Regions from separate parts of the Homo sapiens genome. Here regions 2, 3, 4 and 5 are each linked to region 1. Evidence: chromatin loops called from intact Hi-C (ENCODE). Cell type or tissue: IMR-90. All regions are shown on one strand. Each heading gives the region's core, and the rest is flanking DNA. Links, peaks and the distances in the headings are about the cores only. Region 1 has its middle 110 kb from the start of MIR563. Region 2 has its middle 17 kb from the start of ANKRD28. Region 3 overlaps GALNT15 (polypeptide N-acetylgalactosaminyltransferase 15). Region 4 holds the start of LOC107986064 (a long non-coding RNA gene). Region 5 overlaps LOC107986064 (a long non-coding RNA gene).

Evidence for each region. Peaks named below come from ENCODE experiments on the same cell type or tissue, not always from the same donor. Only the 100,000 strongest peaks of a DNase experiment are listed, where the experiment ranks them.
Region 2: a loop joins it to region 1, with 5 times the contacts of the local background. A loop is called at or near these places in 2 of 110 quality-filtered maps.
Region 3: a loop joins it to region 1, with 7 times the contacts of the local background. A loop is called at or near these places in 3 of 110 quality-filtered maps.
Region 4: it touches region 1 in a loop (2.3-fold over the local background); 11 of 110 quality-filtered maps call a loop at or near these places.
Region 5: it touches region 1 in a loop (2.5-fold over the local background); 3 of 110 quality-filtered maps call a loop at or near these places.

Annotation. Positions count from the first base shown.
Region 1 is chr3:15,979,912-15,986,326 of GRCh38, forward strand. No RefSeq gene overlaps it. Among named protein-coding and RNA genes, the nearest start is that of MIR563, 110 kb to the left of the region's middle. In IMR-90, for the core only: no CTCF peak of the experiment used is centred there; DNase peaks (open chromatin) are centred at 3,130 and 3,500; H3K4me3 peaks cover 1,021 bases; H3K27ac peaks cover 1,881 bases.
Region 2 is chr3:15,811,950-15,818,364 of GRCh38, forward strand. It overlaps a transcript of ANKRD28 not described here. Among named protein-coding and RNA genes, the nearest start is that of ANKRD28, 17 kb to the left of the region's middle. In IMR-90, for the core only: a CTCF peak has its summit at 3,933; a DNase peak (open chromatin) is centred at 3,952; H3K27ac peaks cover 855 bases.
Region 3 is chr3:16,177,499-16,183,913 of GRCh38, forward strand. The region is part of intron 1 of GALNT15 (polypeptide N-acetylgalactosaminyltransferase 15); the gene reads left to right. Among named protein-coding and RNA genes, the nearest start is that of GALNT15, 6.0 kb to the left of the region's middle. In IMR-90, for the core only: a CTCF peak has its summit at 1,023 (motif pointing left); DNase peaks (open chromatin) are centred at 1,003, 3,033, 4,063 and 4,903; H3K4me3 peaks cover 605 bases; H3K27ac peaks cover 3,088 bases.
Region 4 is chr3:15,857,194-15,863,608 of GRCh38, forward strand. It overlaps LOC107986064 (a long non-coding RNA gene), which reads left to right and starts at 2,921. Exons shown (of 10, transcript XR_007095831.1): 1 at 2,921-3,072. It also overlaps a transcript of ANKRD28 not described here. RefSeq lists silencers at 1,949-2,198, 2,259-2,538, 2,619-2,938. In IMR-90, for the core only: no CTCF peak of the experiment used is centred there; a DNase peak (open chromatin) is centred at 2,638; H3K4me3 peaks cover 2,419 bases; H3K27ac peaks cover 1,342 bases.
Region 5 is chr3:15,931,439-15,937,853 of GRCh38, forward strand. The region is part of intron 2 of LOC107986064 (a long non-coding RNA gene); the gene reads left to right. Among named protein-coding and RNA genes, the nearest start is that of MIR563, 61 kb to the left of the region's middle. In IMR-90, for the core only: no CTCF peak of the experiment used is centred there; a DNase peak (open chromatin) is centred at 2,513; H3K27ac peaks cover 202 bases.

The DNA.
Region 1 (6,415 bases), core at 548-5,547:
AATTACCATATGCCCCAGCAGTTCCACTTCTGGGTGCATACCCAAAAAAACTGAAAGCAGGGACGTGAACAGATATTTGTATACCCATGTTCATAGCAGCATTTTCACAATAGCCAAAAGGTGGAAACAACCCAAATGTCCATTGCCGGATGAATGGATAAAGAAAATGTGGTATTGTCTTAGCCCATTCAGGCTGCTGTAACAGAATACCATAGACTGGGTGGTTTATAAACAACAGACATTTGTTTCCCACAGTCTAGAGGCTGGGAAGTCCAATATCAAGGCACCAGCAGATTCAGTGACTGGTGAGATCCCTCTTTATAGAGAGCCATCTTTTCTCAGTGTCCTCACATGGTCGAAGGGGTAAGCAATCTCTCTGGTGTCTCTTATATTAATATGAGGGTCCTAATCCCATTCATGGCCCTTACGATCCAATAACTGCCCAAAGGCCCCACCTTCTAATACCATCACCTTAGGGGTGAGGATTTCAACATAGGGATTTAGGGATTTGTGAGGGAGGCAAGCATTCAGACCATAGCAGGCACATACATACAATGGAATATTGGTCAGCCTTTAAAAGGAATCCAGTTTGGACACATGCTACAACATGAGTGACCCTTGAAGATATTATGTTAAGTAAAATAAGCCAGGCACAAAAGGACAAATATTGCATGATTCTACTTATATGAGGCACCTAGAGGAGTCAAATTCATAGAGACAGAGAGTGGAATAGTGGTTGTTGCTAGGGGCTGGGGAGAGAAGGAAATAGGGAATTATTGTTTAATGGGCACAGAGTTTCATTTTGAAGAGATGGAAAAGTTCTGGAGATGAATAGTGATGATGGTTGCACAACAGTGTGAATGTGTTTAATGCCACTGAACTATATGCTCAAAATTGGGTAAAATGGTAAATTTTATGCATATTTTTATCACCATAAAATTTTTATTTTGAATTTTATAAAAATAAAATGTTCATTTTATTTTATTTATTTTGAGATGGAGTCTCTCTCTGTCACCCAGGCTGGAGTGCAGTGGTGCAATCTTGGCTCACTGCAACCTCTGCCTCCTGGGTTCATGCCATTCTCCTGTCTCAGCCTCCTGAGTAGCTGGGACTACAGATGCCTGCCACCATGCCCGGCTAATTTTTGTATTTTTAGTAGAGACAGGGTTTTGCCACATTGGCCAGGCTAGTCTCGAACTCCTGACTTCAAATGATCCACCCGTCTCGGCCTCCCAAAGTGCTGGGATTACAGGCGTGAGCCACTGAGCCTGGCCATTCATTTTATTTTCTTGTTGTTTTTTTAAAAATTATATTTATAACTATGGAAGAGTTCAGTTGAGCTGCAATTAACTATTTCTTTGCTATTCAAAGTCAAGGGACTAGAAGCATTGGCATTACCTGGGAGCTTGTTAGAAATGTAGACTCTCAGGCCTCACCCCAGATCTACTAAATCATAATCTGTAGTCGGACAAGATCCCCAGGTGTTTCGTATGCTTATTAATGTTTAAGAAATGCTGAATTACTTGATATAATCCTTGTTTTGTAAACATTTATTGATTTTAATTATGTAATTTTCTGTTTTGCATTTTGGAGTCATCATACATTTTTCAAGGCCTCAGAAAATTGTATAGGATTTTGAGACGCTCTCAGGCCCTAGACCCCATGTCTAGAATGCCCTGGAGATGAATCTGGTAAATTTTACACATAGTCACATCCCTTTTGTCTCTGATTTCTGACTTTCTCTTCCATAGTTACAGTTCTTCAGATCATCTATCTGGTTTTTACATGAGTTCTTCTCTGAGATGCTGCTAAGATGGCTCTCTAGGCTTTCAGAACCACAGCCCATGGAAAAGGGAGCCCCACCCTCAATGCAGACCCAGGTTTCTCTCTAGGATACCACATCCCAGGCCCATATAACCTTATTGCTGCAATTACTAAATTATTAAAATCAACCGTAAAGCTTCCTACTGAAGAAAACTTCCTAGTTCATTTTTTTCTTTAACTATTTACTGAAGCATAATATACATGCAGAAAAGTGCAAAAATAAGCTTACAACCAATACATTTTAATACATTAGCACTCTGTTATAACCAACCTTCAAATCAAGGAATAGAATATTAACAGTACCCAGGAAACCCTCTGTGTCACTACTACCCCATCTCCTGCAAATTAACCACTATTTGAACTAATAGCATAGATTACTTTTAACCAGTTTTTTTCTTTATATAAACACAATGCCATAATATATCCTCTTTTGTGTCTAACTTCTTTTGTTCGACTTTACATTTATGAGGCTCATCCATATTGTTGTAATTGTAGTTTGTATTCTTATTGTTGTATAGTGTTCCATTGCATGAATTTACTACAATTTAAATTCATTATATTATTGATGGGTATTAGGGCAATTTCCAGTTTGGGGCTATTACAAATAGTGCAGCTAGGTACATCTTAATACTTTTGTCAGGGAAACACATGCCACATTTCTGTGGGAATTAGGAGTGAGATTGCTGGGTCATAGCGTGTGTCTATGTTTAGCTTTAGTGATACTGTCAAGCAGTTTTCCAAACTGTAAGCCCCATTCTTAATGTAAAAGTGAATGCTCCTGCCCCTGTTCTATCCCTTCCTAAGAGTTGTGACAAATCTCAAACAGGACATTACTTTCACATAGGTTTATGAATTTCTGCCAAAACATTGGTGCTCACATTTCAAAATAAATAAATGCATCCATGAAATCCTCACCAGCGGCAGACTGAGAAAGCAAAGAATCCAGATGACAGCCATAATGCTGAGATGCTAAGATGGTTTTCTTTGTTGCCTAGAGCGCTGGGAGTCTTTTGCAAAAGCTGCTGCCAATCAGGCTTGCCTATCTTTGCAGGGCTAATTAACAGCACTTGGGCAAGCAAGGGGGCGGACGCCTGCACGATGATGCGAATGGTGCCATCCCAAGGCTTATGACTAATTATAAACACAAAGCACTTAAGGGCCGAGATTAATAATGAAAAAAAAAAAAAGCCGAAACAAAAAGCTGAAAAACCTCTTCAGAATTCTAATGCCAGCATGGTTGTGGTTGCGTGACTCAGGGCAGGGGTGCTGGCAAAAATCTCCGGACTAAATCACACAGCGCCTATGTCATGCAGCCAGCCTCCCAGTCATGTGCTACAGAAGGGCTTCCTTTGTGTCATGCAGGATTTCAGGGGAGTGTGTCAGCTCCATTTCCAGGGTGCCCTGGGCCCTAGCATGATAAATCTGTTATTCCCTTGCCCTCCCTCAGCATGGAAGAGCAGACTGGGGTAATTCAGGCCCCTACAGGAGTGGGTAGGGTGGGGTTGTGTGTGCAAGCTCTGATCCCCTTAGCTACAAACCACAAATAATCCATAAAGTATGCAAATTAGCTCCCAATTAATAGCACTTACTAACATCTTGAACTGTGTAAGGAGAAGCTGTGTTTGCCAGAGAGGAAAGCAACACTCATGCACCTCATTGCAAAACACGTCTGGTCAGGCGGAAAACCCTGGACTTGCTGGGAGGGAGGGAAGAATGAAGTTGAAACTGAAAGGCTGCTTTGGTGCCCTCAGGTCATCTGGAAAAGTGTCCACACAGTTCAGGCTTGAGGAGTAATTTGATGTGAGATGAGGATTCAGATGAGAATGAGTTTCCCTGCTTCCCCTTTCCTTGGGGCTCTGCTTGGTCCAGGCCCTAATGAGTTCTGAATGTTCAACTACAGGTCCTCCCACCAGCCTCTGAGAAGAGAACAGGACAACCCAATACCCCCAGAAAACTGGAAGTAAGGGTCAAGGGTTGAGGTGAGGGTGGTGGGGGAAGGGAGGAGAAAACAAACTATTACTTTTAAAAAGTGGTGAAAAATTGTTTGCCATTATCTGTTGTTTTTTTCCTTTTTAATACTAGCCATTCTGACTGGTGTGAGATGGTATCTCATTGTCATTTTGATTTGCAGTCTCTCTGATGATGACTTATGTTGAGCATTTTTTAACATTTGTTGGCCACTTGTATGTCCTCTTTTGAGAAGTGTTGGTTCATGTCTTTTGCCTACTTTTTGATGTTTTTTTTTCTTGTTGGTTTGTTTAAATTCCTTATATATTCTGGGTATTAGTCCTTCGTTAGATGCATAGTTTACAAATATTTTCTCCCATTCTGTTGGTGTCTGTTTACTCTGCTGATAGTTTCTTTTGCTGTGTGGAAGCTCTTTAGTTTAATCAGGTCTCACTTGTCAATTTTTGTTTTTGTTTCATTTGCTTTTAAGGTCATCATAATTTTTTTTGCCTAAGCCAATGTCTGGAAGAATATTTCCTAGATTTTCTCCTAGAATTTTTGTAGTTTGAGGTTTTACATTTAAGTCTTTAATCTATTTTGAATTAATTTTTGTATATGGTAAATGGTCCAGTTTCATTCTTCTGCGTATGGTTAGCCGGTTTTCCCAGCACCATTTATTGAATAGGGTGTCCTTCCTCATTGCTTAGTTTTGTTGACTTTGTTGAATACGAGTTTGTTGTAAGTGTGCAGCTTTATTTCAGGGGTCTCTATTCTCTTCCATTGGTCTATGTGTCTATTTTTGTAGCAGTACCATGCTGTTTTGCTTACTGTGGCCTTGTATATCATTTGAAGTTGGGTAATGTGGTGCTTCTGGCTTTGGTTTTTTTTTTTTTTTTTTTTTGCTTAGGATTGCTTTGGACTCTATATGAATTTTAGAATAGTTTTTTTCTAATTCTGTGAAAAATGACATTGGTAGTTTGACAGGAACAGCATTAAATCTTGCAGATTGCTTTGGGCAATATTGGCATTTTAATAATACTGATTCTTCCAACCCATGACCATAGGATGCTTTTCCATTTGTTTCCATTTGTGTAATCTATAATTTCTTTTAGCAGTGTTTTGTAGTCCTCCTCATAGAGATCTTTCACCTCCTTAGTTAGATGTATTCCTAGATATTTTATTTTATTTTATTTTTGTGTGTGGCTATTGTAAATGGAATTGCATTCTTGCTTTGGTTCTCAGCTTGAGTGTTATTAATGTATAGAAATGCTACTGATTTTTGCACATTGATTTTGTATCCTGAGACTTTGCTGAAGTCATTTATCAGGTCTAGGAGCTTTTTGGCAGACTATGGGGTTTTCTAGGTATCAAATCATACTGTCAGTGAAGAGAAATGACTTTCTATTTTTCTATTTGGATGCCTTTTATTTCTTTCTCTTGCCTGATTGCTCTGGCTAGGACTTCTAGTACTATAATATGTTTAATAGAAGTTGTGAGAGTGGGCATTCTTGTCTTGTTCCAGTTCTTAAAGGGAATGCTTCCAGCTTTTGCCCATTCAGTATAATGTTGGCTGTGAGGTTGTCATAGATAGTTCTTATTATTTTGAGGTATGTTCCTTTGATGTCTAGGTTGTTGAGGGTTTTTTAACATGAAGGGATATTGGATTTTATCAAATGCTTTTTCAGAATCTATTAATACAATAGTATGTTTTGTGTTTTTAAATCTGTTTATGTGGTTAATCACATTGATTTGCATATGTTGAACCAACCTGGCATCCCAGGAATAAAGCCCACTTGATCATGGTAAGTTAACTTTTTGATGTGCTGCTGTATTTAGTTTGCTAGTATTTTGTTAAGGATTTTTGTGTCTTTGTTCATCAGGAATATTGGACTGTAGTTTTCTTTTTTGTTGTTGTTGTGTCTTTGTCAGATTTTGGTATCAGGATGATACTGGTTTCATAGAATGAGTTAGGGAGGAGTCCCTCCTCAATTTTTTGAGAATAGATTCAGTAGGACTGGTACCAGGTCTTCATTGTATGTCTGGTAAAATTTGGCTATTAGTCCATCTGCTCCAGGGCTTTTTTGGTTGGTAGGCATTTTTATAACGGATTCAATTTTGTTACTCTTCATTAGTCTATTTAGAATTTCTGTTTCTTCCTGGTTTGATCTTTGGAGGTTGTGTTTCCAGGAATTTATCCATTTCCTGTGGATTATCTGTGCATATAGAGATGTTCATAATAGTCTCTGAAGATCTTTTGTATTTCTGTGGGATTGGTTGTGATGTCATCTTTATTATTTCTGATTGTGTTTATTGGATCTTCTCTCTTTTTTCTTTGTTAATCTAGCTGGATCACTAAATCTCTACTAAAACTATAAAAATTAGCTGGGCATGGTGGTGGGTGCCTGTAATCCCAGCTACTCGGGAGGCTGAGGTGGAAAATCACCTGAACCTACTAGGTGGAGGCCGCAGTGAGCCGAGATCATGCCATTGCACTCCAGCCTGGGCGACTAGAGTGAAACTGTCTCAAAAAAAAAAAAAAAAAAAAAATTGAATTGAGATGCCAAGATTCATTCATTCATCCATTTATCTATTATGAATTTACTGAGCACAGAAGCACCATGTTAGGGGTGAAACCATCTGTAAT
Region 2 (6,415 bases), core at 887-5,886, 170 kb before region 1:
CAAGACCAGTCTGGCCAACACAGCAAAACCCTATCTTTACTAAAAATAGAAAAATTAGCCAGGCGTGGTGGTACGCACCTGTAGTCCCAGCTACTCAGGAGGCTGAGGTCGGAGAATCGCTTGAACCCAGGAGGCTGAGGTTGCAGTGAGCTGAGATTGAGGCACTGCACTCCAGCCTGGGCAACAGAGTGAGACTCTGGCAAACAAAACAAAACAAAACAAAACGAAACCCAAAACAACAATAAAATGTTTCTAAGATGATAATCAAAGATGGCATCATAGAGCTGGGCACAGCGGTGTACACCTGTAGTCCCAGCTACTTGGGAGGCTGAGATGGGAAACTATACCATTATCTTAATTTCATTTGTTTTTTAAATGAATTTTCAAATGGTGCCCTTAGGTAAATTTAGAAAGGGTTTGCAGTAACCAATGGAAAAGCACCATCCAGTGGTAAAAGATGATAATTACAATTTATACAGTTATTAAAAGCAAAATTAGCTAAATGATTTGTGACTCTGCCTTTTCTCCAACACACATTCCAGGAAAGAAAAGGTAAACTGGCTATATAATACTGAGGGTATCTGCTATTTGTTACCATTTTCTTAATCAAATTTTACTATATTAAGTTGGCATTTCGTTGTTGTTTTTCTGTCTTGCTTACCAATTATCCAAATGCTCGTTTGGGAACAGAATTAGGATAGGGGCATTGTTAAAATTCATCTAAAGCCTTTATTAAGCCACAGGCTAGAAAATGGTTTAAAAAGTGTGTGAGGGGGTGAATTTCCAATGGAACTCTAGTTACCAACAGCCATCCCACAGAACAACAAATAAGTCATTCTATGTACTTTTTTAAAAGGTGATCATGGGTAGGTAATCTAGACCCTCCTGAAAAGGCCAGGTAAAGATTCACAATCAGAGATTTCATAAAGAATTCAGAATTTCTAAAAGGAACATGAATCCTGAATGTGACCCGATTCACTCCAATTTGAAGAAAACAATCAGGTAAACGGTGTGTTCCCAATAATCTACCCCTATCCTATCAGAAAACAGATGAATAAAATCTGCAGTTTCCAACATAACAGCTTTTTAATCACCTCCTTTTTTTTTTTTTTTTTTAGAGAAAAAATTAAAAAGTTTAATACAATGGCTCAGGCCTGTAATCCTAGCACTTTGGGAGGCTGAGGTGAGCAGTTCACTTTTGAGCCCAGGTGTTCAAGACCAGTCTGGGCAACATGGTACAACCCCATCTCTACTAAAAATACAAAAATTAACCGGGCATGGTGGCATGCACCTGTAGTCCCAGCTACTCGGGAGGCTGAGGTGGGATGATCGCTTGAGCCCGGCAGGTTGAGGCTGCAGTCAGCCCTGATCACATGCCGCTGCACTCCAGTCTGGGCAACAGTGAGACCTTGTTGCAAAGGAAAAAACAAAAACCAAAACCCCAAAACTTTAATGAAACCAAAAACAAATTATTACAGAAACCCAGTAAGGATGATTCTTTGTTCTGAAACAACTTTACATCAAGTCTACTTGATATCAAATGGTATTACTGTTTGGGATCATAAGATATTTAACAAAAAGTACAGCATACTGCACCTTGGTAATGACAAAAAAATCAATTACTGGGCCATAATTTTCTCCTTTTATACTCTAAAAAATATTTCAATATGTTTGAATCTGACATAAGAAGCCTAACAAATACTACCAATGATATCAAACAAGCTTATCCTATCTTCACTAGTGCCTGCAGTCCAACACACCTGGAGGTTGTGAGATTTTTTAAAAACTACTTTCATGAAAACATAGGAGTCACTCAAATAATTGAGGTTCCCCAGTGATTACTGAATGACTGTTAATGTTTAAAGTGTGCAGCACAATCATTTAACATGTAAGAGAATGAGCTATGAGCAAAAGGATGCATACATCTAAACCAAAGTTTGAAAACCTTTAGTAATTTAGTATTTCAGAACAAAATAAATAAAACTAGTTGCGATACCATTATTTTCAGCTGTTTAACATTTTCTTCTCCAAGACAGAGATCTTAGATTTATAAGCCCCCTCCACTGAAAATTTACTTGAATTATAAAACGGCTATACTAAGTCTTCCACTAACACAGGGTCCACTACTATAAATGTTTCTACAATAAAGGACTTTTTGGCTGACACTAACTATTTACTCACATACAGTTATGTATGAAAGCTAAGTTACAAGGAGGCTTAAACAGCAACAAACTAACAAATTACAAGAGCTGCCTATATTACTGCAAGAGACTACTAGAAAATAACCTACCATAATAGGAATTCCCATACTATTTTCCTCTGGTGGAGGCAGTTGTACTGTTTCAATTCCAATCACAGGCCTGTAGCAGAAAACAGATATCAAAAGAAAGAATACGCTGATCCTAGAAATTAAGGGCTATGTTATTTATAAATAACTAGTACCTTAACAAAACATTGAATTATTGGATAATATTCAAAAACTTACTTTGGATTTTATTAATTCAGAATTTACTTTTATCCTTCTATCAAGAAAAAAAATACTAATCTGGGCAACAAAACATTTTTTAAAGGCTTTCTTTATATATTAAACAGAATTGGCTTCCCAGAAGAGACTTAAAAAGTGGTGTTTGTTTCTTAGAATTCCTAGCAACAAGTCATTCTCATAAATCTTAAACACAAACACACACACACACATATACACACACAAACTTTTCAAATGCATTCACTAATAATATATTCAGTTACTTACTAATCAGCAATTATTTACCCATGGGGACGTGTTGATTTAAGAAACTGCCTATGAAAAGTTTAAAATATTCAATCTATACGCTTTTTGAATATGTAGAACATACTCATTTCAGTAATACATAAATTTAAGAAATCACTGCAATATCTCTCAAAGAAAACTCTGGTAATTTTATACATATATTATATATAAAAAGTATATATATATACTTTTTTAAAGGTTAGGATAATACATACATATTATTTAGTAACTTGCTTGTCTCCATCACTCCTCATTTAACAATGTGGACCTTAAATATTCCGCAACACCCTGAATATGACATTCCATTCAAAAATACTGTATTTAATTTCCTAAGAGTAAATATTTGGGTTGCTTCTATTTTAAAATTCATATATAATAATTTTTCTAAGAATATTATATATTCTTGTATAATACTTTTCCCAAGATAAAAAATAAAATTCCCACAAGTTAATTTTAGTGAAATGGCTTGTCTTCACATAAATAAAATTAGGCCTAAAAAATTATGGAGCCATAATTCTCAAGTGCAATGACCTAGAAAGAACAAATGTCAGAATTACATTCCCTACATAAAAGTGTGGGGCCAACCACATTTCTTTTGTTTTTCTTTTATGACAAAATTTTGCCCTGTCACCCAGGTTGGAGTACAGTGGCCCAAATGTAGTTTCAACCTCCTGGGTTCAAATGATCCTCCCACCTCAGCCTCCTCAGTAGCTGCGACCACAGGCATGCATAACCTCACCCAGTTAATTTTTTAATTTGTTTGTAGAGATGGGGTCTCATTATGTTGCCTAGGCTGGTCTCAAACTCCTGGGCTCAAGCGATCCTCCTGCCTTGGCCTCCCAAAGTGCTGGGGTTACATGAGTGAGCCACTGCACCACCCACACACTTCTTATTGTTCTGAAAGAATCGTCATCAATGCTATGACAAAGAATCATCTTTGTTATAGTAATTACTATTGTAGTAATTAATGCCTTCTAAAATGTTAGAAGACATAAACTATCCTTGGATAGTTGGAGGAAGGTCAGCTATAGTTCTAAACATAAAAATCTGTTATTTCTTCCCTTGTCAAAATTATTTATGAACAAATCAACCTCATCAGAAAATATTAAAGGTACATTATTTTAGGTTCTACAGCATGTAACAGATATGGTAATAGAATTAGTCTGCCATATGGTGGCAGCAAATACCAAAGAAAATTAATTTCTTGAGTACGTCCATTTAAAAAGTTAATGTCTTCCCTGAGTCATGTATTTTAAACAAAGGTTTCAAATAGAAGAGGCTTTACAGGTTTTCATAATTATGTTTTAATCTTGTTATATTAATAGTCAAGCTCAAAACAATATCACGAGCGTATTTCTGACTGATTGAAAACCGCCTTCTGTTACTATGGCATTTACCAAATCAAACTGCCTCAAAAACTATGTGGCTCTTGATGCTTATCAGGCAACATGTAATTGCAATGATTTTCATTGTATTAACTAAAATTTACATATCTTATAGAAAAATTAAATTTTCTTACTTTAACCAAATCCACCTAGCCTAGCCTCCTACCTCCACAAATATTTACTCAATAATTGTTTGTTAATAACTATTTATATGCTAAATGCACGGAATATAGCAGTAAACACAAGAATAGTTTCAGGTTTCATGAAACTTACACAAAATCTCTCATGTATTTCCTTTTCCCTGATTTGTAATATGGGGTTATTAAGACCAGCTTAAGTTAACAGCCTAAGGATAAAAAATACTACAGTGTCTCTTCACCTATAATTTACAATTTAAAAAACACTACACAGAAATATTCAAGTAAGAAAGTTTTATTTTTCCTGCTATGACTATGACTGCTTTAAAGTCTTTCTGTTCTATAAAGTTGCTTCAAAAGGAAAAGTGTTTGGTGCCCTTTATTTTACTACACTATTTAACCCACTAGATGCTAACTAACAAACATTTAAGTTACATGAAACTGAAAAATGTATAAGAGCATCTTTTCATATAAAATTATCAAAGTATGTCAATCGTCTCAATTTATATATAGAAGTTATTGCCAAAGTGTCTTATAATCCAAGACACTGAGAGATAGGAAGCTAGGATAATGAGTAAATCCAAACTGAGAGTAAATATGTGCATAGGTTGTGCATAGATTAATCATAGAGTTAAAACACATCTGAAAACCCATCTCTATTAAAAAAGAGGAGGGAGGTAGCCACAGTGGCTCATGCCTGTAATCCCAGCACTTTGGGAGGCCAAAGTGAGAGGATCACTTCAGCTCAGGAGTTGGAGACCAGCCTGGACAACACAGCAAAACCCTGTCTCTGTAAGAAAACAAAACCAAAACCAAAAGAAACCCAAACAAAAGCACACATCTGAATACTGTAAAGGCCCAGTCTTCCACAGAGTGAGCATCGTTTAAGGTAGGGGCTGTGTCTCACTCATTTCATCAGTATGTCCACTCTACGATTTTCCTTAACATGTAACAGTGATGAACAATTTCTCACGCACAAACATTTCACATACTGATGATTTTATCTTGTCAGTAGAAGTACCATGGTTTTTTTTTCCTTGTTATTTTGTTTTTGTCCCAACTAGATAGAAAATTTTATAGGTTATAAACTAACATCGGCAATTTCATATGGTCCAACCTAATATCAATTGCTCACAACATTAAGTTCCTAGAGCTACCGGTAGGCACCATTTCTTATTGCTCTAAGTACTCACCTTCTAATAAGGGAAAAGAGAAATAAAAAGTAAACTACAAAGCAGTGCAATAAGTGCTCTCCTAAAAGTTTGTTGTGTGTATCTGTGACAGAGGGAGACAGACAGACATACAGTTCCTTAGGAATCACAAGATATACCAGTTGATGAATCCTATGAGGAAAACTGGAGGGCAACCTAGTAAATAAAATTAACTAAGATTCCTTTGCTAAGTGATCGCTATACTGAGATTTATATATTTAAATAAATATAAAATTACCAGGAAACCACTAATTTCTTCCTAAGATGAGATACAAGCAAGAATGCCTGCTCTTAATCACTCTTACTTAATATCATATTGAAAGAAAGAGCACTGCCATAAGGGTAGAAGGAATAAGGGATATATAGTTTGGAAGGGAAGAAATAAAAGTGCTTGCATTCACAGACAACATGATTGTCTTTATAGAAGATTCCATGGAATCTATTAAAAAATGCCTAGAATTAATAAGTTTAGCAAAGTCATAGATTACCATTGCTGTTTCTACATACTACCAATGAACAACTGGAAATCAAAACAAAAAGCAGTACCATTTATAATAATACCCCAAAACTCAAAAATACTAAGGTATAAATTCAACAAAATATGTACAGATTATGTATGCTGAAAATCACAAAATACTGATGAAAGACATCAGAGACAACGTAAAGAAAACAGATACAGGAGCTCCCCCGTTATCCACAGAGGATATATGCCACCCCTCCCTCACTCCACGGAAGCCCAAACATCTCAGGTAGTGCTGAACCCTATATATACTATGTTTTGTCCGACACAGGTTGAACATTCTTAATCTGGCAATTCAAAATCTGAAATGCTGTAAACTCTGAAACTTTTTGAGTGCTCATATGACGCCACAAGTGGAAAATTCCACAAATAAGTACTTAACAGAAACTTTGTTT
Region 3 (6,415 bases), core at 591-5,590, 200 kb after region 1:
TGTAGTACATGCAGGTACTGCGTTATGTGGTGCCTATATGCTTGGTGCATGTTACTTTGTGTATGTGATATGATATGCACAGCTATGCATTGTGCAATGTGTCATCTTGTGTGCATGTGTGTTAATGTGCATGTATTATGTGCATGGTTCATATATGTATTGTGTATTGGGGTGATGCCACATGCATTGTTCATCTGGGTGTGTGTTGCAGTTTGCTATTTGTTTTGCATATGTTCACGTGGTGCATGTGTGCACAGGTATTGTGTTGTAACTGTGTTTCTTGTGTATGATGTGCTTCTGTGGTGCATTGTGCTATAAATGCATTGTGTGAATGGGATATGCATATATGTACAAGTGTGTTGTGTTTATTATGCATGTGGTATAAAGTGCATGGATATGTTGTATGTGGCACAAGTGCAGGTAAATTTTGTGGTGTGTGTGCTGTGCACGTATTTGTGTGTGCTGTGTGTGTAGTGTGCATGGGTGTAATACGTGTGTATTGCGTATCTTGTGCATGTGGTGTGATGTGCACATGTACTGTGCATGTACTGTGCCTGTGTGTGCTGTAGTGTTTGTTTTACATGTTTTGTGGTACATGTGTGCGTATGTATTCTTTGTGTGTTGCATGTATGTTATACATGTGAGGTGTGAGTGATACATGTGTATATGTGCAGGCATGTTGTGTATGTTATGCATGTAGTGTGATGTTCATGAGTGTGTGATGTGCACTGTGAGTTGCGTGGTGCAAGTGTGGGTACATTTTGTGCTGTGTGTGTTTGATGTGCACGTGTGCGTTTATGTGTGTGTGCAACACTTCAGTGGTTGCTTCTTCCAGCCAGAGTAACCAACTCGTCTTGACTTGCCTGAGACTTCCCAGATTTTAGCACTGAAGGTCCCAGGCAGTCGGGAGGAAACTCCTCAACCCCTGCGAAGGGAGACGATTGGATTCTCCAATCCCCAGCTTGCCAGGGTTCTCACGGAACGGCCGCCAGCTTTGTGCGGAGGTGCTCAGCGCCCTCTGCTGGCCCCGGCTGGTGCGTGCGGCCTGCGCAGCCCAGGCCTTGGCTGCAGACTCCCCTCTCCAGTCTGCGGTTCAAGCTCTGGCGCCTTCCCTTAACTGGATTCCTCGCCTGCATGCACAAGAGAGTCCCTGCAAAGCAAGGCAAACGATCTCCACCCTCCCCCCAGGGTGACAGGACTCTTCGGCTCCTACCCCTTTAAATCTGGGCCACAATACAACACAGAAGAGAAACAGGCATATATTAAGTGCCTGCAGTATGCGGGCCCTGCACCGCTGCTTTCCCACCAGGACCAGCAGAGCGCTAGGACATCAGGAGCCTGTGCCTCGGGCTGTAGCGCACCCCGTGCTATCGCCAGCCACACATCCCCTTGCAATTCCATCCTTGACTCCTAAGCCAGACAAGCCCCTCTGGCCCAGTTCCTACACCCAAATGCCCAAACTAGCTCTGCCTGTTGTCCTTTCCCCCCTGCCCAGGCCACAGGCCTTTTTCTGAGTACCTTTAGAGTCATTTCTGGAGGTCAGTTTGAATAGGTGGCATTTGAGGAAAATTACCAATGATGCAAGAGCAAAAAAGAAAAATATCAGTGGAAAAGAGGTCAAAAGACAGTCTCTGAAAAGAGAGGCAAAATTACAGTGAACATTTATTGAGCACTTACTATGTGCTAGAGGCTCTGCTAAGTGGTTTTTGTTTTCAACTCTTCATAGAAAACCTCTAAGGTAGGTTTCATTTCATGGATGAGGAAACTGAGGCACAGAAAGATGGAGGGACTGGTGCCAGGTTATCTGACCAGGTGAGTCTGACACCAAAGTCATACTCTTAACCACCACACTACACTTTGCCAGTCTGCCACTCTCCAGACCAGAGATTGGGCAAGTCACATGGGCTGGAAGTGTTTTCATCTTAAAATGGGGAGAACTCACACGGGTCCATGGGGAGACAGTTGCGGAAATGCTTATCACAGCATCCTTGATGGTGCTGAGGAGCTGGAAGCCACCAGGATGTCTTGTCACAGGGCAGGAGGAGCTGGGTGCACCCTATGAGATACTCAGCCTGAGTTAGAAGCAACAGACTCTGGGTACATTCAACAATGAAGGGAGACCCTAAAAATCCCCTGCTGAGTGAAAAAGTAAGGCACAGAAAGCGGCCTACAGCACTGTATCATTAGGGGAAATGTAAATCCATGCAAACTAACCAATCCATTCTTTACAGGAACAGAACAAACTCAATGAAATGGTTGTGCTGTGGGAAAGGGAGGGTCCTCGGGGCAGAGGTGGGGATAAAACTGAATGAATACTGAGGCAAAATAGAGAAGAGCCCATGATGGAACCGCAAACAGGAACGGGATTAACTCAGCCCTTCAAAGCTGCTGTCAAAGAAGGGGCGGGAGGAACAAGCCCGGCCCATTTAGCCTCCTGTAGCACGGATGGTTTTCAAAGTTCTTCCAGGCCCCAGCTCTCCTTTGATCATCCTGGTATCCAGTGCAGGGGCAATGGGTTCCTAGGATCAAAGAGGCTGCTGTGTGAGCCAGTGCTTTGTAATCTACATCTACGGCTGAACTTGAGCGTGCATCCGAACAACTAGATGGCTTGTTAAAAATACAGATTCCTGGCCTCCATTCCTCCAGTTTCTGATTCAGTGGGTGTGAAGTGGGGCTCAACATTTGCATTTCTGCAAACTCCTGGTACTGCTGCTGCTGCTGCTCCCAATCCAGAGACACTTTGAGAACCTCTGCTCTAAGGCACACTCTTTATGCCGAACAGACTGGCCAGAGCAGTGCTCCTCAAACTTTAAGGTGCATGCGAATCTTCTAGGCATCCTGTTAAAATGCAGTCAAATTCAGCAGGTCAGGAGGGCAGCCTCAGATGCTCCATTTCTATCAAAGGCACTCCAAGGTGGCACCAGCACTGTTGGCCCACAGAGCACATTTTTCAACAGTGAGGAGTTACACCACGACTTCCCAAAAGTATGTGCACACCCAACCCCCCTATATTGCTTGTTAAAAAGACGTAGATGTTCAGACCCCCTCACTGGCAATGCTCCAGAGTTCTGAGTTGGAGCCCAGTAATCAGAATTTTTTTAAGCTGATGCTAGATAGTCTGGGGAACTACTGGTAGAGAAAGCGAGTGGAGAGCTGGTAGAGTTTGGGAAGTTTCCACGTAGGAAGCAATACTAGAGTCAGAAAATAGAAAAGAGAGCAGAGAGGAACAGGCTCCCTCATGGCCCCGGCAGTTTGTCCCTAAACATAAATGTCAACTCAGCGGTAGCTGGCTGTGTGCTACCTGCTTTTAACTTGCCTTTATGGTTCAGCCTGTGTTTCCCTGGTTTATGTACCCATAGCTGTGATTAAACAGTTGTGGACCTGTGGTTGAATCCTGGTACCACCTGTTACTGTGTGACCTTGTACAAGTCACTCAACCTCTCTGAGCCTCAGTTCCTCAACTGTAAAATGGGATAATAATAACACCCTTGCATAAGGTTGTAGAGAAAATGAGACACAACGTGTGATGATTTTCCTTGTGTATTAAGTCCAAACAGAAGTTGCCCTTATCATATTCTTGAGTAAATGGCCTAGGAGTAAGTTGGAGTGATGGAGAAAAATGGAGCTGTGGATATCATATTGCTGTCCTTTTTCTGACTGAAAAGTTATTTTCTGGCCCTGGAGGCTGCTAAATCATCATAAATGTGCAGGTACATTGGAATTATCTGGAAAGTCTTAAAAACTATTCATACTCATGCTCCACTTCCAAGGATTTCTATTTAGTTGGTCTGGGGTGAGGCCTGGGCACCAAGAGCTTAAAACTCCCCAGGTGGTTCTATCGTGAAGCCAGGCTGCAAGGCCCCAGGTGGTCAATGGCTCTTCACAGCTGGTGGGGAGAGCTGGGAGGGATATCTTCTGCTTTGTTCCCCACTTCCTGCCCCAGAGGCCATAATGGGCAAGGGGTCAGAGGGAAGGGCAGGGGCGGGAGAGTCGCCTTGGCTGCAGCTTTGTTGTCAAGTAGAAGATGGTGTTGCAATCCACGCGGGGTCCACTCAGTTCCCTGTGAAGACTCTGTCCTGCCAGGCCGTGATTCACCCCAAGATGACTCCCCACACCCCTTGTTGGCTGTGATAGCCTGGCCTGCAAAAGAGGAAGGAGGCAGCTGACAGGGCATCAGTAAATCCAAGAGAGCAGACATGCCCTTCGGGATGAGGGACAAGAACAGGAACAAGCTGGGCTTGAGACCTGGGGCTGGAACTTAGCTCAATTCCCCCCACAAGAGAGGGAAGACAACCCAGTATGGGCAGTGTGAGTGGTGCTTATGGGGCCTGGCTGTCCAAGTCGTGAAGGGATGCCACAAACACCAACCTTCCAGCCCTCGAGTCCACAGTGGCCGCAGCAGAGGCAGTACCTCCTCTGGACCTCCACTCTGGATCCATCACCCCGCAGTGGGGTTGCAGCGTAGACAGAGCTGACTATATAGCGCCCTTTTTTGGGTCAAATGCATTCATGGTAACAAGTGTGGTAGGGTCTTACCCTGCACTTCAGGACAAACCCAGCTGGCCTTGGGGGTTAGATTAGATGTGGTTAATCTGCACCTTGTCCTGGGGTGGGAGGAATTGATGTTATTTACTCCAGTGCCACTCACAGTGTGGTCCTCAGACCTGCAGCCTCAGAAATGCAGACCCTTCAGACCCCACTTAAACCTACTAGATGAAATCTCTACTTTAACAGGATCCCTAGGTGATTTCCATTCATGTTAAAGTTTGAGAGCCATTATGAGGCCAGTGGTTCACAGCCCCCACTCACATTAGAACCAATGAGTCGTCATGTCAAGGCTCCAAAGCAGACCAAGTAAATGTGATTCACAGGAACTCACTCTCTAAGTGATTCTAATGTGTAACCAGGCTGAGGACCACTGCTTAGGCCACTTTAGGTGACTAAGAACAGAGATGCTCAAGTCACTTAAGGTGATGGAGTTACTGCAAGTTTACACAGGAAGTAAGTAAGGAACAGGGAACTGTCCAGACAAGGTTGAAGGAGGTGGACAGGAGGGAGACCCACGATCCACAGTTCCTTTGGGGACTTGGCCTTCCTGACATCCTGCAGCAGTAGGGGCCCTAGAACCTGGCCAAGTATTCTGTACATCTGTCAGCTCACCTCCTATTGTCTTGTCACTAACAACCACTGCCCTCTACTCTAACTGTGGTCCAGGAACCAACAGCATCAGCATTACCTGGGAGCTCACCAGAAATGCAGAATCTCAGGCCCCACCCCAGACCTACTTGACCTAAGTCTACATTTAATGAGGTCCCGGATGGTTCAAGGGCATATGGACACCGGAGAGGCACTGAGCTACGTCTTGGCTTCTACCACCCCGTCTTTGGGTTACTGTCTGCTCTATGACCTGCTATCAACTGCTCACTTTTTGCATGTCTAAAGCTCACACTTCTTGAGATGGAGGATCTGGCAGGTTTCTCTGGCCGCTAGCCTGGGGAGGCTGTCCCTGTTAGGTGGAACTATGGCTCCAAGATGCTTCATAGGCCTCCGGTCAGTGTTCAGACCAGTGACTCCCAGTGTGTGCCTGTCTCTGGTTCAGAGGTAGATGCCAGGATCAGAGCAAGCCAAGGATCCCCTGAACCCCTCCAGAAGTGAGCTGTGAGAGTTTGGAGAACCTGCACAAAGAGAAGGGGATGGCATGTACCTTGTGACGTCTGTCCACTGATGGAGAATGACAGGCTGGCAGAATCAGCCTCCACTGCAGACTCCAGCCCTTTCCTCCCATCTCTCTTGTCTGCAAGCTTCTTCATCCATTCTTCTAAGGCCTCAGCTCCAGGCTGTGTCCCAGCCCTAGCAGCCTCAGGCCTGGCCTAGAAGTTGGTATGGTGTTCCCAAGATAAGTGCCACCAATTACAGGCAAGCTAGGATTTTCTTGCAATGGAGGAACTTGGCTCTGTGGGATTACTCCCCTGTTAATCTTGACAACCAACTTACACACTTCCTGAGAACAAGTTCAGTGTCTTTCTTCCTTCAGTGAACAAATAGCTATTGAACAACTATCAGAAGTAAGAAGGTAAGCAATACCCAGCCCCAACCCCAAGAAGCTTGGGGTGCACTGGGGGATGCAGACAAGCAAACAGGCTGGTACATCAGTGGGATCAGGGCTGAGATAGAGAAGCCTATCCGAGTGGGGCGCCTCCACTGATTTGATAGGAACTGGGAGTCAGTATCCCCAAAACAGCTTTAGGAAACCTGGCAGAAACCTTTCTACTCTGGCCAGGCAAGGGGAGGGAGGGAAGAGCGTCAGTACTACAGCCAGGCCATCTGGTGCAATGCTGTGACTCATTCTCTTCAGAGCCATCATCCAAATGCATTTTTCCAAGTTCACAGGGGATCCTGGAGCTGCAGGAAAAGA
Region 4 (6,415 bases), core at 625-5,624, 120 kb before region 1:
TTCCAAGAGAGACCAGATGAGCCAATTACTCAGTAGTTTAGAGGAAAACCTCAATGTTCGTTCTCCCTGAGCCATTAGGTTTACAAGTGACATTTATTTATTTATTTTTGGGATGGAGTCTCGCTCTGTCGCCCAGGCTGGAGTGCAGTGGTGCAACCTCCGCTCACTGCAACCTCTGTCTCCCGGGTTCAATCGATTCTCCTGTCGCAGCCTCCAGAGTAGCTGGGATTACAGGTGCGTGCCACCACACCAGACTAATTTTTGTATTTTTAAGAGAAACGGGGTTTCACCATGTTGGCCAGGCTGGTCTTGAACTCCTAACCTCAAGTGATCCGCCTGCCTCGGCCTCTCAAAGTGTTGGGATTACAGGCGTGAGCCACCGCGCCTGGCCGCAAGTGGCATTTTAAAGTTCAATATTACCACTGAAGATTAATGGATATACATAAGACTGGAGTGGCATCACAATTTTCTCACAACTGCAATTCCAAAATAAAATCCAGTTGCACTTTTGCTTAACACAATCCTGAAAAACACAATCCTGTTTCTGTTAAAACCTAATGGTGAATCAAATATGAGTCTCTCCTAAAAGTTCACCAAATTTCTAATGCACATAGTAATCTAAATCACAAAAACAACTTTGTCAAAAATGCAGGACTAGAAACAAAGGAAAACATCGATCAGTCATTACTTCAACCATTAACAATGGAAGCACAAAGTGCCATTTGACTGGTAAAGGTTACTGGAAAACCCAGATCTCGAGTTTCACACTGTTAAGAGTATAAGATGCACGGACTGTACTGGAATTAGCAGAAATGGTTCCTGCTATAACTGTGCTTTACCTGCTATTCTCTAACACTGCTGTCCAGTAGAACTATCTGAAATGAGATAAATGTTCTATGTCTGTCCTATCCAATACAATAGCCAATAGCTACATATGTCTACTGAGCACTTAAAATGTGGCTAGCAAAACTATGGAACTTGGTTTAATTTCAATTAAATTGCTACATGTGGCTAGTGGCTCTCTTATAGGACAGAACAGTTGTATAATTTGAAATACAAGGTATAAACTGTATTGACTAAACCGTAGTTTTTCAAAGTATCATGACCTGATGTTAACACCAGGCAAGACCATTCTGATACCTAATGATACACAAGGTCTGCGATCAGCCTAAACATAAAATTCACTTATGAAATGAGAATTCTTGATATTAGATTCAGAATTTAAGGTGCAATCTTTATTAAGTAATATAAAAAATAGTCTCAGGTTCTTCCCCATTGTTTTCGCAAACGGGGTGCTCACTTTCAAAATAGTTTTCCAAAACATCCAAGTTATTTTCCCTTCAAATCTGTTCAACATCTTCTGTTCAGGAAAACAATGGCAAAAATAAGTTGTCAACACTAGTAAGTGTCCTGCGACAAATTAATGTGTAAATGTCACACATTAATTTTCCTTTTCCTTAAAAGAGGGGGAAAATGTTTGGCAGCGTCCGGATCCTTCAAAAGCCTTATTACCCATCTTTCCAAATGTTTAGGTGTACAAAACATTCAGATACAGTTGCGATTTCGTTCCTAGATACAAAGTAGTTTTTCAGTTCCAGAGAATTACAAGTCATTTTGACTTGTATTCTTTGACCAGCTCTTCATAAGTCAAGAAAAGTAACAAGATGGTGCACAAAATGTCAAAAGAAAACAAGTCTGGAAACTTGCATTGAGTAACTAGTCGCTAAGAGGAATCAATTGCCTTTAACCCGGAGAGAGAGTCCCTCGCACTACCCAGCCAAGCAAACAGAACAAGGTCGTGACCCTGGGTCACGGCCGCCAGTACCGCTCCCGCCCGGCAGCGGGGAAGCCACCTGTTAGGCCCGAGCCTCACCTGGCAGGAAAGAGGAAGCGATTGCCCGGCAGCTCGCCCGACGCGAGGGCGGTGAGCGTGGAACCCGCCCCTCTTGCTGCAGCGGCTAGACCCCCGTCGGCACGTGGGCTTCACCCAGGCCCCGGCAGCTCTGACAGGCGGGTCGCCCGCGGACCCCGGCCCGCCGTCTCGCGCAGGTCCCCGGGGCAGGACCCCCGTTTCCCTCGCAACCACCCCGCCGAGCGGGCGTCCCAGCGGCCCACACCGCCGGTCCGCCCTGCTTCCCTTCCTTCCCGGACGGCGCGATCCCGCCCTGCAGCCCCTCACCTACCTGGTCACGGAGTTTGAGGAACGCCATGGCGGTCGCCTCCGCGCCCACTCCAGCCTCCTCCTCCTCCGCCGCTGCCGCTGCCGCCGCCGACCGGCCCACTGCTCCCGCCCCAGTAGCCTTGGCCGCTGCCCGGGACCAGCGGGTCCGCGGCCGACTGCGCTGAGAAGACCTGCGGGCAGGGGGCGGCGCCGCCTCCCCGGCCGCCCGCCGCCGCCGCCGCCGCCGCCGCCGCCGAGAGGTGAGGTGCCCGGCCGGTCCCGCCTCCTCCTCTGAGGACTCCCCGCCCTCTTCCTTCCTTTCTTTCTCCTTCCCTCTGCTGCCTGCCCTACCCGCCGCTGCCGCCGCCGCCTCCTCACGCCCCCTTCCCGAAATACCCTGGCAGCCCCCGCGGCCGCGCCGTTCCAGCCCGCGGCAGCGGCGGCATCCAAACTCCACAATATTACCACCACCGCCCGCCGCGATTGGCGGCCGCGCGGGGGAGAGGCCAGAGTAAGCCGAGCGCCCATTGGCCACGCCGCCGCGCTCGCTGGTGACCCCCCCGCCTACCGCGACGGGAGGGGCATGCGGAGGAAGCCGCAAGGGTGGGCGCGGGGCCGCGGCTCGGGCGGGGCGGGGGAGTCGGCAGGGGTGCGGGCCGGGGGAGGGCGGCCAGGTGTCCCGGCTCCCAGGCGCTGCCGCCTCAGGCGTGGTAGGCGGAGTCCGGGGCGGAGGTGGCGTGGGGAGGTGGGGAACGGCCCGGGACTCGCACGTGGAGGTGGAGCGCGGACGCCTCCCTCAGCCAGGGCAAGACTAAGGAGCTGGGTGAGGGACCGGAAGGGCTGGAAGGGGTGGGCACCTGGGGGCTGCGGCGAGTGGCGATGGGCGAGCCGGACTTGCACGTGGAGAAAGCGTGAGAATGTGCCCCTGGGTTTGGGGAGGGTGGGGAGCCAAGGAGTGGGATGAGAGGTGGTCACGGAATGGGGGGCGCTGCTGTCCTCCCCGGGGGCTGCAGGCCGAGACCGGGTGAGGGGCGGGGGTGATGCTGGCACTCTGGACGGAAGGGCGTCGTCTTCGCAGCCGAACAGGTTGTGGACGCCCAATCGTTTTTCTGCCCGTAGTCCCAATCCGAAGCTAAGCTGTGTGGTTTTCCCTTGAAAGCTCCCCAGCCAGGCTTGCTGCCTCCACCCCTTTCGCATCTGAAGCATTTTGCCTCCCACTCGAGAGAAATCAATTTTCTTAAACAAACAAAAAAAAAGATGTGCAGGATTTCTAATAAATAGCATCCTTGGATGGAGGAGAAGAGGAATGACTCCCTCATCCTGCCACACACACCCCCACGCCACCCCGCAGCTCTGAAACGGCTTTTCTTTCTTAGCCAGCCGCACGCTGTTGCCATTCCAGGCTCGTGTGGGAGAAGATTGTTGTGCGCCTGGGTCTGTCCGCCCGGGCGGCTCCAGCCTCTGGTTTATAAAAGGTGCAGATGGTTAAAACACAAACGTGTGACGTCAGGGTCGGTTTTTAAAAGTCTCTTCTACCCACTACATCAGTTGTGTCTCTTGGGATGGACTTTAGAGAATCGATTCGAGCCTAATGGCAGTCTAGAGAAATGGAGATCTTCGTCAGGACTATCAGATTATTGTAATGCTGCACTTATAACAAAAAACTTAGATTTAGCCACGCAAAAAAAAAAAAAAAAAAGAAAATAGAGTGCAAGATAAAAAAACACACCTGATTAACTGATAGTACGACCCTTCCAATATTCTTTGAGATATCCATGCTATGGTTCCATTGAAACAATTTCTTACCTAAAATTATGTCCCTCGTCATGATATTTTCTACTTAAAATGGAGGAATTCTCATAACTGTGATCTAACCGTCATAATGAGGCTAAAAAGGAAATCAAACTGCTCTTGCTTTGCATTCTCTTCAGTAGCTCCTTTACCCTTTATTTCAACTCCAGCAGATAAAATAGAGATACTATTTGTCACCCAACCCCTCCTTATCAGTTCAGTGAGGGTGAATGAGTTAATGTCGTGAAAGCACTTGAGTTCTCCAAAACAAAGATGTTGTGATAATATTACTACAGTACTTTGTGATTACAAGTTAGCTTTGTAAATAATTACCAATGTGCCATATCCAGTCGTGTTCTATCTTGGCCTAGGAGTGTTAGGATTTACCCTCATTTATAAGTAAGCCTGTTAAGCACTATGGATGTTGAGCCAGGAATTAATATAGCCCTCCTCTTCCCACCAAATAATCTCTCCTCTAGGTTAAATTTCTAGAATTTAAAAACACAATGAGAACCTGATTAGGAACATGGCAAAGATGATTTTTTGGGAGAATGTAAGTGTGTTTGAGAGTATGAATTTATGGACTAAATATGCATTTTAATAGATTTTGTGATTGAAGCTAATGAAACTTTCCAGGACTCTTTTGAAATTTTCTAATTAACAGTAATTAATGAAAATGTTTTATGATGTACCATCTGCATTATAGTAGGCATGGAGCTCTCCTTATAGATGATGCTTCACACCTAGCTGGGTTCTCACCCTTCTGCACCATGAGCACCATTTAACTTCTCTGTGTCTCAGTTTCAACATTCATAAAAAAACTAAGCTTAACATTTCCTGGCCTACTCATCTCACACCATCAGATAAGATAGTGATATGAAAGGCTGTGGAAAACTCTGAAGGACCATTACACTATATTATTATTATGACAGCAATTACAGGGTACTTCAAATGTTTGTGGGAAATAGAATTAAAGGTTAAAATTGAAATATAAACTTTATTTCTCAACATACGATTTGTCAAGTTCAAGATGATAAGCAATGATACCAGCCATTTAGTTCATCCTTAAAGAACCGAGGGTCCTGGGAATTCATGTCAATGCAGTCTTTTTTACAGTAATAATGTAATGTTAATAACAGAAGAAAAATGCATGCCTTTTAAAGAATTGTTAAGATTAGGAAACAAAAATAAGTCAGAAGGAGCCAAATTAGGAGTATGAGGTGGATGCCTAACGGGTTTCCATCAAAATCCTAACAAAATTGCCTTTGTTTGATGAGAGGAATGAGCAGGAGCATTATGTTGGAGAAGGACTCTCTAGTGAAGCTTTATTGAACATTTTCCTGCTAAAGCTTTTACTAACTTTCTCAAAAATACTTTCATAATAAGCAGATGTTATCATTCATTGTCCCTCCAGAAAGTCAAGCAAAATCTCTTGAACATCCCAAAAGACTGTTGCCAAGACCTTTGTTCTTGACTGATTTGCTTTTGCTTTGGCTGGACCCTTCCACCTGTTGGTAGCCATTGCTTTGATTGTGCTTTGTCTTCAGGATCATAATAGTAAGGCCATGTTTCATCTGTTAGAATTCTTTGAAGAAGTGTACGAGTGTTTTAGGGTCTTGACCCTACTTGTTTAAAATTTCTATTGACAGCCTTTCTCTTGCCTGAAACTGATCTGGGCCCAATGGTTTGGGCACCCATTGAGTTGAAAGTTTGCTCAACTTTAATTTTTCAGTCAGAATTATGTAAGCTTAACCAATTGAGATGTCTGTGGTGTTGGCTCTTGTTTGTGCGGTTAATCGTCAGTCTTCTTCAATTAGGATACAAACAAGATATTTTCCTCACAAATTGATGTGGATGGTCTGCCACTGTGGGCTTTATGTTTGACATCGTCTTGTCCCTTCTTCAAATGAGTTATCCATTTGTAAACTGCTTATTTTGGGGGGCAGGGGGCATTGTCCCCATAAACTATTCATAAAGCATCAATGATTTCACCATTCTTCCACCCAAGCTTCACCATAAACTTGAGGTTTGTTCTTGCCTCAATTTTAACAGAATTCATGTTGTTCTGATACGGGCTCTTTTCAAACTGACGTCTTATCCTTCTTAGTGCTGCAAACTGTATCCTGTTCAGATACATTATAACAAGTTAATATAAGTTTATGTTGGTGAAAAAAAATTGAAATCCAGCGAGACACAGTGGCTCATGGCTGTAATCCCAGCACTTTGGGAGGCCAAGACAGGTGGATCACTTGAGCCCAGGAATTTGAGACCAGCCTGGCCAATGTGGCCAAAGCCTGTTTCTACTAAAAATACAAAAATTAGCCAGATGTGGTGGTGCGTGCCTGTAATACCAATAATTTGGGTGGCTGAGGCACAAGAATCACTTCAGCCTGGGAGGCAGAAGTTGCAGTGAGCCAAGATGGCACTCCAGCCTGGACAATGGAGCAAGACTCTGTCTCAAAA
Region 5 (6,415 bases), core at 491-5,490, 49 kb before region 1:
CAAAAATTATTTACTGATTTTTCTCTTAAAATTATTTTTTAAACAGCTGTTATTATATAATTCATATCTCTTGTAACTTTGTTGACAGCAATGACTCAATACCAATTGACTTGTGAAAAGTATTTGTAACCAGTTATGAGAGTTAGTAACTTCCTCAACAATAATACCAGTAGACCTAAAAGGAAGAAGCTAAGGCAAAATTACTATAGAGAGTTTATTTGGGCCAAGTTTGAAGACTGCACCCCAGGACATACTTCCAGGTTGCCTTGGAGAGTGCTCTGGGGAACATAGGAGAGGCTCAAGTTTTTAAAGATAAAAGGAACAAATCAAGAGAGTGGGTAATTCTTCAGGAATTCTCATTGGTTTACAGAAATAACATTTGTTAGTGATTGGCTATACCTTGTTGAACTGTAGGATGTATGGCGCTTTATGGCTACTTGGCATTATTCTAGAGCCTGCATAGCAAATGGCTTCAAAAGGTAATTATCTAGCTCAAGGAGGAGTGAGACATGACTACTGTTACGTCTTCAATGCCTCTCTGGGCCTGATAATTTAAAGGGGCCCACATGCCTCAGATAAAAAGCTTTTTTTTCTCATATGAATATTTCAAATTGTTCCTTTGCTTGGGAACCTGGAGGTGTTTTCACCCTGAGGTAACAACGCACCACTGTAAGATGTGGGATGGAAGAGAGAAGAGCCTTTCTTTTGTAAAGTGGGAAGAAATCCATTGTAAAAGGGCAACTTACAGCTTGACCTCACTGTCTCTTAGATTTTAGGAAAGAGTACAAATAGGCTTTGAGGATCTGGAAATTGATTTCCTTAAAACAACTCAAGATTCCACATGTAAAGTTTTCCAGATTGTTGCTACTTTTAGCGTGGTCTGTGGGCCAGCAACATTGGCATACCTGGGAGCTGTTAGAAATGCAGAATCTCAGCCCCAGCCTAGACCTCCTAAAGCTGAATCTGCAAAATCCCAGGGCGATTCACTAGCACATTAAAGTCCAGATTGCTGCCACTTCCTTCCCCTCAAAACCTTGTAGTGCACACATTGGCTGTTATGCAGTTTCCTTCCCAGTGTAGGAGTCATTTACATACCTCTTGAGCAGCCTCTGCTCATAATTTTGGCTTTGGTTCTCCAAGAAGTCACTTGGTTTAGTTTCCAGCAGTCTGTGAGGCCTACTGGGCTGGGCTTTCTGACTCTGCAAATAATTTAAACACTGTTTATCGTGGTCCCTAAGGAACCCTCAGTAAGTGGTAGCTGATAGTTATCATTTTCCTCTCACTAATGGTCAGATTTGAGTAAGAGATCCTTTTTCCTCCTTGAGTGTCACTCGAGCCTGTGATTTTGAATTACTGGATGTTAAGATTGGCAAGACCTGTGTGTGTCATGGAGAGGTTTCCTCCTATCATCCCAGTGAACATTGTGACCTTGTCATTAGGAGAGCTATAAATAGAATAATTTTTTTTAAGGAAAATAAAAGCCTATTCAAACAGAGCATCAGAAGCTGCTGGTTCTAGCAAGAAGAAAATGGCTGATTGTATTTTTTGAAATGTCTTTGCCTTTCCCTGTATTTTTGCTGTGTTGACAGTTGTGCCATCCAGGCTTGACCTAGCCCTCGGCCCTCCCTCTTGGCTCTGCATTGACTTTTTGTATATGTGGGATTCCAGATCTGTAAACAAGGGGGCCCGGTGCCAAAGCCTCCCTCTTGGGTGCAAACACCCAAGTGTCAGTGGTGTTTGGAAGCAGAGGAGCAGTCCGTGGGAGGAAGCATTCCCCGACATTATTCTCACTTTGCACCCCCAACAGGAAATCCTGCAGTATCCTGGGAAGAACAAGGATGCTCAGTGTTCAAATCCTGCCTGGTTTTACCTAAGCTCCCTGGACTTCTGTGTCTCTATCTCTAAAATGACCATCAACTCAAATGGCTATGGGAAAATTAAATGAGACTAAGCATATGTGTAGATAAGTGGATGCTCTAAAAAAGTGATTTTCCTCCTCCTTTCAAACAAACGGACAGTGCTTCTTAAAATCAATGCTTCATAAAATCATAGGCTCTTGGGCTGGGGAATATTCTTTAAAATCATGACATTTGCTGTGGAAGAAACTAGAGGGAAAAAAATGAACCTACACTGCTGAGCCAAGTTTCAGATTTTACAATAGTGCCTGTGCACTAATGATAATTTAAGATGATGGTGTCCAGGAAGGGACCCATTTCTCTACAGCTGATTAGCCACAGATCAGTGCTATGGGTTATAGAACTAGGAAGGCAGAACATGAATAGACAGAGATAATATGTAGAGCAGAAGGAGCACAATACTGAGAGTCCTTGAATGCACTTTATTTGCTGCTTTGAGCAGCACTTTGAATAGCAAAATTATGCGTTAATATCAGTGGTTCACAAAATGTGGTCCCTGATCAGCAGCATCAGCATCACCTGGGAACTTGTTAGAAATGCAAATTATCTGGCCTCGCCCCAGATCTGCTGAATCAGAAACCCTGGGAGTGAGGCCAGCAATCAGTGTTTTAAGCAAGCTTTGCATGTGATTCAGATGAACGCTAGAGTTTGGGAATTACTGGTTTACATTTTAACAGCTTACAACCATCTTTTCCAATGCAAAGCAAAGTGGAATCATAAATGTCTTAGCATTTTAGATTCCTTACCTCCTTTACATATACTGTGAAAATTCCCAGATATTATTGTCTTCTGATTCTTGCAGAGATATGCATGAGCACAGTCACTAGGTAGAACTTCCTCAGTTGCCTTGGGTGGCTGTTGTTTAATTATGAAGCAGTAATAGAAGGATTCTGAAAATTAAGCAAATGAATCTGCTGTCACTTCTGTTCTTTAGAAATACCTTTCCTAGTTTGGATGCAGTGGCTCATGCCTGTAATCCTAGCACTTTAGGAGGCTGAGGCAAGAGGATAACTTGAGACCAAAAGTTTGAGACCAGCCTGGGCAACATAGTGAGACCCCATCTCTAACAAAAAACCCCAAAATTACCTTTCCTCTAGAGTTACAATACATTTATAACCTTATAACAAATTGTATACAAATCACTATGTTTTTATTTCTACACCTTCACAGTCCTGTCTCTAGAAGCAGTTACACCAAAGCCCTGTGTTGTCTGGAGGTGTGAAGACAGACACTCTGGGCCCCTCCAAAGGATGTCATCACTCAGGCCCAACTTCTGCTTATTTTGAATTTCCTGTTTGATGGTTAAAAGTCAAGGAGAAGACCAGAAGTTAAAAGCTTGTACCACATTCTGCCTCTGATTCATATTCTGTATCATCATTGGTTGTTTATGTGTCTGCCTCAATCTCCCAGATTGGGGCTCATCAGGGGCAAGAGTCATCTGTCTCATTCCCCTTCTACAAAATAGGCATGCAGTAGATGTTCACGGACAGGACGACACCGAAGCCAGCAAGGCTGAGCAGCTGGTGGAAGGCTGGGGAGCTCTTCCAAGCATCCACAGCTACTCCCTCCTGCTCACTTTATTACACCATCTCTGTTTATCGGGTGTTTATTACTTACTTGATTTCCACGTGTCATTCTCTAGAGACTTTGTAAGTGACTGACTGTGTTCACCCCTAAAACTTGGCAGAAGTCAGGCTTTGTAAATATAGTGGAAGAAAGGAGAGTCACAGCTAAGAGCTTCCTAATGAGGACACTGCGAACATGTTATTTTCAACATTCAACTCCTAAGTTTGAATAATTCATGAAAAAAAATCTGTTGAACTAGAAGTGACTGGGCTATTTTAATGAAAGTAGAGATTTGGAATGTTTTAGAGCTGCAGATCAACACCCTCAGTTTTCATGAGAGAACTGAAGGCAGGGAGAGGAAATGACCAGCCCACAACTCAGTGAATTAGTGAGCTCGGGTCTTCTGTGTCCCGTGCCCTCAAGGTCACACAGCGGCTAGTGGCCAATCTGAAACTAGAACTCAGGCCTTGAGATTCACACACCTAGTTCTTTCCATGGAGCCACCACAATTTGTCACAGGGACACCAGAGGGTAGGCAGGCCCAAGGTCCCTCTCTCCTGCACTTCTGGGTCACAGAAGACACAGGGAGATCACATTTCCTTTCCTTTTCCATCTTCAGTGATCAAGCCCAGTTGCTTTCTGCTCTGGCTGCATATGAGACCCCCGGGGAGCTTTTTAAAGATTCTGATGCTCAAAACCCACCCTAGGTCAATTAAATCCATCTGGTGGTGGGACCCAGGCTTCAGTGTTTTAAAGCCCCCTAGGTGGTTCCAATCTGCAGCTAAATTTGAGAAACATTGGGTCTAGCCTGTCCCTCTCGTTTCTCCTATTCTCTTAAAGGCCAGCATCCTTCCCTTGCTCCCTCTGTTTCCTTTTTGCTAATCCTTGGGTTGTTTTTGTTTTGTTTTGTTTTGTAGAGGGAGTTTCACTCTTGTTGCCCAGGCCGAAGTGCAATGGTGTGATCTCAGCTCACCGCAACCTCCGTCTCCCAGGTTCAAGTGATTCTTCTGTCTCAGCCTCCTGAGTAGCTGGGACTACAGGTGCATGCCACCACGCCCAGCTAATTGTTGTATTTTTAGTAGACACGGGGTTTCACCATATTTGTCAGGCTGGTCTCGAACTCCTGACCTCATGATCCACCCGCCTTGGCCTCCCAAAGTGCTGGGATTACAGGCATGAGCCACCGCGCCCGGCCTAATCCTCAGGTTTTAGCATTGCAATCACATGGTTAAGTTCAGGCTGCTGCCATTCCAAGCCATTTAAGACATTAGCCAAAAACTTAGCTTTGTGGTCCCCTTCTCATCTACTCCTCTCTCTCTCAGCTTGGCTGGGTCTTTGCTTCCTTTACCACTGCCTCCCCTCAGCCCCTACCCAGGCCTTACTCTCCCAGGAGGGGCTACCATTTGTAGCCCTTCTCTCAAAGCCTCCCTCCTCCTTGGCTTCATCCCCAGATTAGTATGAGGCTGGACTAGAGGAACTGGGAGCTCAGGCTGGATGGAAAGCTTTGGGGATGCTGTTCCTATGATTATTGGTCCCAGAGGAATAATTCTTCCAGCAGCTCTTCTTTTTTTTCTTGCTGGCTAAGTGTGTGGGTGTGCAGCAGGCATCTGCTAGGGAATGTCGGCAAAAAATAAAACTTTTGAAGCTTCAATTCTGCAGACAGATTGAGAGGCCTCCCAACAGTGCAGAATTGCTGAATCTGGCTCCTTCCACCCACTTACCCCCCCAGGAAGCGGTAGGTCGAGTTCGACGTGTTTTGATTTGTTAACAGTGGCCTAGCTTATGGGAGTTTAACTCATAAGTGTGACGCTTGAAGATAAACTAGTCAACAAATAATTATTGAACATTCATTGCATGCAGGGCACTGTGCTAGGCACTGATAAAACCCAGATGGAAGGTCACCTCTGCTAAACGTATTTTGTGGGCAATGAAAGGAGACAGGAAGAGAGGGGAGTAGGAATAGGAAGGAAATAAAAATCCATAAAAGGGAAAAGGGTTAGGAGTGGCAGGATGACAGTTGCGTGTTTAACTTCCCAGGACTTAAAGTCCTGAACTATATGTCCAGTCCATTCTCACCAACCATATTGGAGCCACCATATTGTTTTAATCTTGTCATTTGACCTCCAAGATACTTTGGGGGCCCCTCAGGGAGCTTAGCAAACATTATCCTAAGACAGCTGCAGCTTCTTTCTCAATGCGTCTCCATCTCCCTCGCGCGTGTCTTTTTGTCACTTTCTAACTCCCACGCTTTATCTCCCTTGCTATCTCTTAGATAGATAACATTTTTTCATGAATACATAAAGAAATAAATCCAAGCTCTCAGCCATTTATCAAACTAATAATGAATATTACTGGTGGAAATGACCAACACAAATTAACAGCTAAAACTACACATAGAAAAAAATGGTTATTGATGGAAAATTGCCTGAAGAATCAAATCTTCTTGACAAAATGTAGACATCCAAATATGATCAAGAAAAATTGGATTCGGTAGAAATAACGGGCACAAAGTAAAATCCATGAAGACAGATATTATAATTGGTAAAATTTGACATGGACAATAACTTGATAACGAATCCAATTTTGTCAGGAAATTTAAACAGAGACAGGAGGATTGCTTGAGGCCAGGAGTTCAAAATCAGCCTGGGCAACATGTGAGACTCCATCTCTATTTAGAAAAAAAAAAGAGGCTGTGCGCAGTGGCTCATGCCTATAATCCCAGCACTTTGGGAGGCCGAGGTGGGTGGATCACTTGAGGTCAGGAGTTCAAGACCAGCCTGGCCAATATGGTGAAACCCCATCTCTACTAAAAAAAATACAAAAATTAGCCAGGCGTGGTGGCGGTGCATGTAATCCAAGCTACTCGGGAGGCTGAGGCAGGAGAATCGCTTAAACCCAGGAGGTGGAAGTTGCAGTGAGCCAAGATAGCGCCA